Regions from separate parts of the Homo sapiens genome. Here region 2 is linked to region 1. A link is an interaction called in ENCODE POLR2A ChIA-PET data of the cell type or tissue named here. Cell type or tissue: B cell. All regions are shown on one strand. Region 1 overlaps ATP6V1A (ATPase H+ transporting V1 subunit A). Region 2 overlaps USF3 (upstream transcription factor family member 3).

The links. ChIA-PET counts read pairs that join two places held together with the same protein. Peaks named below come from ENCODE experiments on the same cell type or tissue, not always from the same donor. Only the 100,000 strongest peaks of a DNase experiment are listed, where the experiment ranks them.
Region 2: POLR2A ChIA-PET joins it to region 1 with 5 read pairs; 4 of 35 experiments call an interaction of 5 or more read pairs at or near these places.

Annotation. Positions count from the first base shown.
Region 1 is chr3:113,775,093-113,780,092 of GRCh38, reverse strand. It overlaps ATP6V1A (ATPase H+ transporting V1 subunit A), which reads right to left. Exons shown (of 15, transcript NM_001690.4): 2 at 1,258-1,352. The coding sequence starts at 1,339. Among named protein-coding and RNA genes, the nearest start is that of ATP6V1A, 31 kb to the right of the region's middle. In B cell, no CTCF peak of the experiment used is centred here; no DNase peak of the experiment used is centred here.
Region 2 is chr3:113,657,139-113,662,138 of GRCh38, reverse strand. It overlaps USF3 (upstream transcription factor family member 3), which reads left to right. Exons shown (of 7, transcript NM_001009899.4): 7 at 714-5,000. Among named protein-coding and RNA genes, the nearest start is that of USF3, 37 kb to the left of the region's middle. In B cell, no CTCF peak of the experiment used is centred here; DNase peaks (open chromatin) are centred at 1,108 and 2,738; H3K4me3 peaks cover 3,122 bases; H3K27ac peaks cover 5,000 bases.

The DNA of each region.
Region 1 (5,000 bases):
ATAAGCCAAAAAAGGATGCCATTGTTCCATTACCTTATTAAGTACTTAAGAATTAAAAATTGCAGGAGGCAAGGGGAGGGAGAGCATTAGGACAAATACCTAACGCACGTGGGGCTTAAAACCTAGGTAACAGGTTGATAGGTGCAGCAAGCCACCATGGCACATGTATACCTATGTAACACACCTACACTTTCTGCACATGTATCCCAGAACTTAAAGTAAAATTTAAAAAAATTTTTAAAATAAAATAAAAATTGTTTCCAGGAGCAGTTTACTACACAGTTTCACAGAATATTTTTTCCTAAACTCTCTGATGTTCTTTTGCCTTTTCTCTAAAGGTTCTTGGGTTTAGTCTGTCCATCCTGAAGACCCTTATGATCATTGAGAGGACAATTATTTCTCTGCATGGCAAAAGATACTGATAACCTTTTAATGACCTGCCAATGAAATCAAGCTCAAACACCAAGTTCTTGGGGGAGAAAAAAGAGGCACAGTGACTGACAGTCTTCATTTGCGTAAACATCAAAAAACTGTCATCACCACTACTCTAACTAGAACAAGAAAAAGACTATATAGCATGAGGTTTTAAGGATAATACATCACTGACCAGGTTTTACTTAGAGAAACTGTGACTGTGAATCACATTGTGTAGTGGGAGTATTCAATAACAAAACAAATACTGGCGTAAGATTTATTATTTAAAAAGCAGCACTCCATGTTTTGGCAGAATGGACATAAAGTTTGGGTCCTAAGACTTCTTTCCCACAGGTAGTTAATAATGTGACACTTAAAATAACCATTCAAAAAGTTTCATAAATGCAAAGGGCAAAAGCTAATATTGCTGAGAAATGCTCTGAGCGTTTGAATTATTAAAGTTCAAAGCAAATTAACATTTACTGAATGCCTGCTATATGCAAGGTATTACATATTAAAAGCTATAAACTTCATAGTTTATTTACCTCAAATTTAACAAAAAATTAAGACATATAAAACTGAACACTGGTTGAACATTTACATAATTATAAACAGGATATCACAAAGTAGTACCTCAATAATTATAAAATTTAGATAATCAATGCTAGATGAGCCCTTATGACAGAGATTCTACTTCGGTCTTATAGTCACTATGAGATCGCCTAAGGACAAACAGAATTTATGCAGGTAAACAGAAAGTTGTATATTTCTATGTAAAATATTTTGAAAAGACATTAATCAAAGTTAGATATCCTTATTTTGAGATTATGATGTATTACTTACCAGGTCCTGAGACCCCATGCACATAACCAAATGTGCTTTCTTTATCTTCATCGAGTATTTTGGGTAGCTTGGAAAAATCCATAATGTTAGTTTACCTATAGTAAATAAATAAATAAATAAGTTATAATTATAAACCGTAAAGCAAAAGACCCAAAATATAGGTAGTCCACTAAGATGAGACCACTCTCATCTTTGGTGTATTCTTGAGTTATTATACTTCTTCAAAGTAGAATAAAAAAATTCCTTTTCTTAATTTAAAAAAAATTTTTAAGAGGCTCTCTGTCACCCAGGCTGGAGTGTGGTGGTACAGTCATAGCTCACTGCAGCCTCAGACTCCTGGACTCTAGCGATCCTCCTGCCTCAGCCTCCCAAGTAGCTATGACTACAGGTGTGTACCACCATGCCCAACTAGTTTTTTGTTTGTTTGTTTGTTTGTTTTTTTGAGACAGAGTCTAACTCCACCACCCAGGCTGGAGTGCAGTGGAAGGATCTCTGCTCACTGCAACCTCTGCCTCCCGAGTTCAAGCAATTCCTGTGCCTCACCCTCCAGGGTAGCTGGAATTACAGGTGCACGTGACCATACCTGGCTAATCTTTGTATTTTTAGTAGAGACAGGGTTTTGCCACGTTGGCCAGGCTGGTCTCAAACTCCTGACCTCAAGTGATCCACCCACCTCAGCCTCCCAAAGTGCTGGGACTACAGACGTGAGCCAGCCACTGAACCCAGCCAAAATTCCTAAAATGTAGTTAAAAGTACCCTATTCCTGGATGCTGGATGGTTTTATCACAACTGAATTATATCTCTATGTGAGGTATTTCATAGGAAATATCGATAACTATAACAAAAAATGTGAAGTCTTTTCAATAACTTATCCACCCCCACAACAAGCCCATCCTCAATGACCTCTCTGACTTATCCAGCTACTCTTTCACTTAATCATGCTGCAGATACACACTGAACTCTTTGTCAGCTCTCAAAAACACAAGCACATTCTACCTCAGGGCCTTTGTACAGGTTGTTCCCTCTGCTTAGAATGTTATTCTCCAAGGTATCTGCTCCTACACCTCCTTCAGGTCTTTTTTTCTAACACAGTCTGTCTCCGTCGATTTGGCAGGAGTGTAATGGTGTGATCATGGCTCACAGCCAACTCAACTTCCTGGGCTCAAGAGATCCTCCCACCTCATCCTCCCTAGTACCTGGGACCACAGGTGTGTCCTACCACACCTGGCTAATTTTATTTTCTGTGAAGACAGGATCTCAGTATTTTGCCTAGGCCGGTCTTAAACTCCTGGACTCAAGTGATTCTCTGGCCTTGGCCTCCTGAAGTGTTGGGATTACAGGTGTGAGCCACCATGTTCAGCACTCCTTCAGATCTTTACTCAAACATCACCTTCTCCATGAGGCTTCTCTGTCCATTTATTTAAAACTGCAACATCCTTCCTCCTTCCCTATTTTATACCATAGCACTTTTCACAATGTAACAAATGATATATTTTACTCTTTAAAAGTATTTATTTATTACCTATCTTTAAATTTTAACTATGAGTGTTTTTCCTTTTTTCTTTTAGTGGAACACACAGAATAGTTTAAGAAATTCATTTCAACCTCTTTGTTTATTGATATACAATTTAAAAAACAGGAACTATCCAAGTTCACATTGAAAACTGGTAACAGATGCCAAAGGAGAAAGTTTATTTGTGACTGCTGATCTACCTTAATAACTATTACCAATTTAATGAGGGAGATGAAATACATGTACACATGAAAAGCTAAATAATGTCCAAAATTAACCACAAAGAGTCATAGATCAATAAGTGATAAAGTACCAAATAATATACCCTTATTTACTAAAAGTTCAAAGATTAGAATGTTTAGAGAAGATACCTTGAAGGTCAGGTAGAATTTGCACACAGTAGAAAAAGAAAGGTAGCAAAGACACTGCAGAGGGTAGCGGGGGTGCCAATAACAAAAGAATGGAGAAAAACATTCAGGAATAGTGAACAGACCAGCCTGACTGGTATAAAGACTATATTAGAACAGCAGTGAGAAATAAGGATGTAAGGGTAAAGACTGATTTGTGGATCTTGAACTGACTGCCAAAATAACAAGTGGACTTTATCCTATAAACACAAGGAAATCACTGAAGATTGAGGGAGAACTATTATGAGAAGAATGGTGTTCAACTACTTTAACAGAATTAAAGTAGGGGAGGCAGGATAAGTCGAAGAAGCTCTGGAAATACGTAAGGCTTGAATGTCAATGGAATTCCATTTATTATATGTTTACAGAGCTTTTGAAGCTTTAAATAGCTATATAGCAAAACAAAATGACTTAAATGCTCAATTGAGGTGCAAACACCACCTTGGGAGCACAGGAGAAACTGATTCCAACTTGCAGAAGTGTACACCAATGTGGATGAAATATAGTGAACAGGGAGCTGTAAAGTAAGTTTTTGTTTTTGTTTTTTTGAGACAAGTTCTCGCTGTCACGCAGGCTGGAGTGCAGTGGCGTGATCACGGCTCACTGCAGCCTTGACCTCCTGGGCTCAAGTGATCACCTCAGCCGCCCCCGTCCCCACCCCACCCAGTAGTTGGCATGACAAGCACACGACACCACATCCAGCTAATTTTTACATTTATTGTAGAGACAGGGTTTCACCATGTTGCCCAGATTGGCCTCAAACTCCTGGGCTCAAGTGATCTGCCTGCCTCGGCCTCCCAAAGTGCTGGGATTACAGACATGAGCCACCGCGCCTGGCAGAAATTTATTAGGATTTTTGGCTTCCTGAAAATACAGTAGAAGAAGCCATTAAGAGCAGGCATGGGACTGTAAAACATTGGAATCTAAAGAGACAGAACAAGACGTTCTAGAAACTATGAGATAATACGGGGGAAAACAGAAAGAAGATTTAAAGACAAACATATTTAATTGGACAATAGGTTGGGAAAAGTCTTCAAAGAAGTAGTGAACAAGTGAATGAGGTGAAATTTCAATCTTCAGAAAATCAAAGATTTTCAAAATCAGAGAAGAAACTGACAATCATACACAGTCTAAGTTCCTCCCCACATATGGGTATTTCCTCTATAGCATTCATGATACATGGTCATCTGCCTATTAAAGTGGAAACAGCATGAGATCTTGGGTCAGCAGACTTGGGATCACATCCTGGTCCTACCAATAACATGCTGCAGAACATCTTGGACAAATCAAAATCTCTTAATATCTGCATTTGAAAAACAGTAATAATGCTACCACCTACCCACCAGACTTGCGATTGCATTACAAATTTCCTTAAATGTTCCTTGTGTCTGGGTGCAGTGGCTCATGCCCATAATTCCAGCACTTGGGGGGGCCGAGGTGGGCAAATCACTTGAGGTCAGAAGTTCGAGACTTGCCTAGCCAACACGGCAAAACCCTGTCTCTACTAAAAATACAAAAATTAGCTGGGTGTGGTGGTGGGCGCCTGTAATTCCAGCTACTCAGGAGGCTGAGGCAGGAGAATTGCTTGAACCCGGGAGGAGGAGGTTGCAGTGAGCCAAGACTGCACCACTGCATTCCAGCAGGGACAACAAAAACAAAACTCCATCTCAAAAAAAAAAAAAAAAAGTTCCTTGTGAAATGTAATACGCTTACAAAAATGTCATCAGTTACACTATTTGAATATAGGTCCTGAATTTGGAAAAAGCCATTCTGTTTTTAGAAATACTATCTCACATCCAACCTAAATCTACTTCCCTTAACTT
Region 2 (5,000 bases), 120 kb after region 1:
ATGGTGGCTCATGCCTGTAATCCCAGCACTTTGGGAGGCCAAGGCAGGCAGATCACTTGAGGTCAGGAGTTCAAGACCAGCCTGGCCAACATGGCGAAACCCTGAATCTACTAAAAATATGAAAATTAGCTGGGAGTGTTGGTGCGCACCTGTAATCTCAGCTACTCGGGAGGCTGAGGCAGGACAATTGCTTGAACCTGGGAGGTGGAGGTTGCAGTGAGCCGAGATTGCACCACTGCACTCCGGCCTGGGTCACAGAGCAAGACTCTGTCTCAAAAGAATAAAATAAAAAATAAAGAGACTGCCTGTTACTATCACAGGTAATGTTGGCTGCTGCAGCATTTAAATGGCATATTGATATTCAATGTTATCTTGCTAGCATGTTGCCATGATATCAGTATGTCTTCCCTTACTTCACCTATGTAGCTGCCCTACTGGAAATTTTTGAATTGGGAATTTTGAGGTTTCTACATTATGAGTAATTTTTCAGTTGACCTTTAAAAATTTATACTTTTTAAAGGAGGGCATAGGGATTTAAGATATCATTCTAAAAAGAAAAAAGAAGTTGTATTAGAAAAGAGCTGAAGAGTCTCGGTTGAAGTACTTAGAATGCTAGAATTAGAATTCAGTAGTTTAGTATACAGTTCTTTATCAAGTTATTGTAAATACTGACATTCTCAGGTATTTATAAATTTTTGTTTTTAATATTATAGCTGAAGAAATAAAAAAGCTACGGAAACAACTGGAAGAAATCCAAAAAGAAAATGGCCGATATATTGAATTACTGAAAGCTAATGACATATGCTTATATGATGACCCGACAATTCACTGGAAAGGAAATCTTAAAAACTCAAAGGTCTCTGTTGTTATTCCTAGTGACCAGGTTCAAAAAAAAATTATTGTTTATTCCAACGGGAATCAGCCTGGTGGAAACAGCCAGGGAACAGCTGTTCAGGGGATAACTTTTAATGTTAGTCATAATTTACAAAAGCAGACCGCCAATGTGGTGCCAGTACAGAGGACTTGCAATCTTGTGACTCCTGTATCTATTTCTGGAGTTTACCCTTCTGAAAACAAGCCATGGCATCAGACCACAGTTCCTGCATTGGCTACCAACCAGCCTGTTCCTCTTTGTCTTCCTGCTGCCATTTCTGCTCAGAGTATTCTCGAGCTTCCCACCTCTGAAAGCGAATCAAATGTGCTTGGTGCCACTAGTGGCTCACTGATTGCTGTTTCAATTGAATCTGAGCCTCACCAACATCATTCTTTGCACACATGCCTAAATGATCAAAATTCTTCTGAAAATAAGAATGGACAAGAGAACCCCAAAGTATTGAAGAAAATGACCCCTTGTGTTACAAACATCCCCCACAGCTCCTCAGCAACTGCCACTAAAGTGCACCATGGAAACAAGTCCTGCCTGAGCATACAGGACTTCAGAGGTGATTTTCAAAACACTTTTGTTGTTTCAGTTACCACCACAGTCTGCTCGCAGCCTCCCAGAACTGCAGGTGATTCTTCTCCAATGAGCATTAGTAAGAGTGCAGACTTGACAAGTACAGCTACAGTGGTGGCATCATCTGCCCCTGGAGTAGGGAAGGCCACCATTCCTATAAGCACTCTTTCGGGAAACCCTTTGGACAATGGTTGGACTCTTTCTTGTTCTTTGCCTTCTTCAAGTGTTAGTACTTCAGATTTGAAAAACATTAATAGCCTTACACGAATCTCTTCAGCTGGAAACACACAGACAACGTGGACTACTTTGCAACTGGCAGGAAACACTATTCAGCCCTTAAGCCAGACACCATCTTCTGCTGTGACTCCAGTATTAAATGAGTCTGGTACTAGCCCCACCACAAGCAACCACAGTAGATATGTGGCTACAGACATCAACTTGAATAATTCCTTTCCAGCAGATGGGCAGCCAGTTGAGCAAGTAGTTGTAACATTGCCTTCTTGTCCATCTTTACCTATGCAGCCACTAATTGCCCAGCCACAAGTTAAATCTCAGCCTCCCAAAAATATCCTTCCACTGAATTCAGCAATGCAAGTGATTCAGATGGCTCAGCCAGTTGGGTCAGCTGTTAATTCAGCTCCAACTAATCAAAATGTTATAATTCTTCAGCCACCTAGCACCACCCCATGCCCAACAGTGATGAGGGCAGAAGTTTCCAACCAAACAGTAGGTCAACAGATAGTAATCATACAGGCTGCTAATCAGAATCCTTTGCCACTCCTCCCTGCTCCACCTCCTGGTTCTGTTCGACTCCCCATCAATGGAGCCAATACTGTAATAGGGTCTAATAATTCAGTGCAAAATGTTCCAACACCACAGACTTTTGGAGGAAAGCATCTTGTCCACATATTACCAAGACCTTCATCTTTATCAGCGTCTAACTCAACACAAACTTTTTCTGTTACCATGTCAAACCAACAGCCTCAAACCATTTCTTTAAATGGACAGCTCTTTGCTTTGCAGCCTGTGATGTCTTCATCAGGAACTACAAATCAAACCCCTATGCAAATTATTCAACCCACCACCAGCGAAGATCCAAATACCAATGTTGCCCTGAATACATTTGGTGCTTTGGCCAGCCTCAATCAAAGCATATCACAGATGGCTGGGCAAAGCTGTGTACAATTGTCTATTAGCCAGCCTGCCAATTCTCAAACTGCTGCAAATAGTCAAACCACTACAGCTAACTGTGTTTCATTAACAACAACTGCAGCACCTCCTGTGACAACAGATAGTTCAGCCACACTAGCTAGTACTTATAATCTAGTGAGTACTTCCTCAATGAACACTGTTGCTTGTTTGCCTAACATGAAATCTAAAAGGTTGAATAAGAAGCCAGGTGGCAGGAAACACTTAGCAGCAAACAAGTCAGCGTGTCCCCTGAATTCAGTCAGAGATGTGAGCAAGTTAGACTGCCCCAACACTGAAGGCTCAGCAGAGCCACCCTGTAATGATGGACTGCTAGAAAGCTTCCCTGCTGTGTTACCATCTGTCTCTGTGTCTCAGGCAAATAGTGTGAGTGTTTCTGCTTCACATTCTTTGGGTGTTCTAAGCTCTGAATCATTAATACCTGAGTCTGTATCGAAATCTAAGTCAGCAGAAAAGTCCAGCCCACCCTCCCAAGAATCTGTAACAAGTGAACATTTTGCAATGGCCGCAGCAAAATCCAAAGATTCTACCCCTAATCTACAACAAGAGACATCTCAGGATAAACCACCAAGTAGTTTAGCATTATCAGATGCTGCCAAACCCTGCGCTTCAGCCAATGTATTGATTCCATCTCCAAGTGATCCTCACATTTTGGTTTCTCAGGTTCCTGGTTTGTCATCTACAACAAGCACTACAAGTACTGACTGTGTTTCTGAGGTAGAAATCATTGCTGAACCTTGCAGAGTTGAGCAAGATTCATCAGATACAATGCAAACCACAGGTCTCTTAAAGGGGCAAGGTTTAACTACATTGCTATCTGATCTTGCTAAAAAAAAAAACCCTCAGAAATCATCTCTTTCTGATCAGATGGATCATCCTGACTTTTCTTCAGAAAATCCTAAAATAGTTGATTCAAGTGTGAATTTACATCCCAAACAGGAACTATTACTGATGAACAATGATGATAGAGATCCTCCACAGCATCATTCCTGCCTCCCTGATCAAGAGGTTATTAATGGTTCTTTGATCAACGGTAGACAGGCCGACTCTCCCATGTCAACCAGCTCTGGCAGTAGTCGTAGTTTCTCAGTTGCATCCATGCTTCCTGAAACAACAAGAGAAGATGTGACCAGCAATGCAACAACTAATACATGTGACAGCTGTACCTTTGTAGAGCAAACTGATATAGTAGCTCTTGCAGCAAGAGCTATTTTTGACCAGGAGAACCTTGAGAAGGGGAGAGTTGGCCTCCAGGCTGATATAAGGGAAGTTGCTTCAAAGCCTTCTGAAGCATCATTGTTAGAGGGAGACCCACCCTTCAAATCACAGATACCTAAAGAGAGTGGCACAGGACAGGCAGAAGCAACACCAAATGAATTTAATTCTCAGGGTTCAATTGAAGCAACTATGGAGAGGCCCCTTGAGAAACCAAGTTGTTCTCTAGGAATTAAAACATCAAATGCATCTTTACAGGATTCAACTTCTCAGCCACCAAGCATCACCAGTTTAAGTGTGAATAATCTTATCCATCAGAGCAGCATCAGCCATCCTCTGGCCAGCTGTGCGGGTTTATCCCCAACTTCAGAGCAAACAACTGTGCCTGCAACGGTTAATCTGACCGTTTCATCTAGCTCCTATGGCAGTCAACCTCCTGGACCATCTCTGATGACTGAATATTCCCAAGAACAGCTAAATACTATGACTAGTACCATACCAAATTCACAGATTCAAGAGCCACTCTTAAAGCCAAGCCATGAAAGCCGTAAGGATTCTGCTAAGCGTGCTGTCCAAGATGACCTTTTACTGTCTTCAGCTAAACGTCAAAAGCACTGTCAGCCAGCCCCCCTCAGGCTTGAAAGTATGTCCCTGATGAGCAGAACTCCAGACACCATTTCTGACCAAACTCAAATGATGGTCAGTCAGATCCCTCCTAATTCTTCAAACTCAGTTGTGCCTGTTAGCAACCCAGCTCATGGAGATGGCCTTACACGATTATTTCCACCTAGTAACAACTTTGTGACTCCTGCATTGAGGCAAACTGAAGTTCAGTGTGGTTCTCAGCCTTCAGTTGCTGAACAGCAGCAAACCCAGGCAAGTCAGCATCTACAGGCCCTGCAGCAGCATGTTCCAGCTCAAGGTGTATCTCACCTTCATAGTAACCATCTCTACATAAAGCAGCAGCAGCAGCAGCAGCAGCAGCAGCAGCAGCAACAGCAACAACAACAAGCAGGGCAGTTAAGAGAGAGGCATCACTTATATCAAATGCAGCATCATGTACCTCATGCAGAGAGCTCTGTCCACTCTCAGCCCCATAATGTCCACCAACAGAGGACTC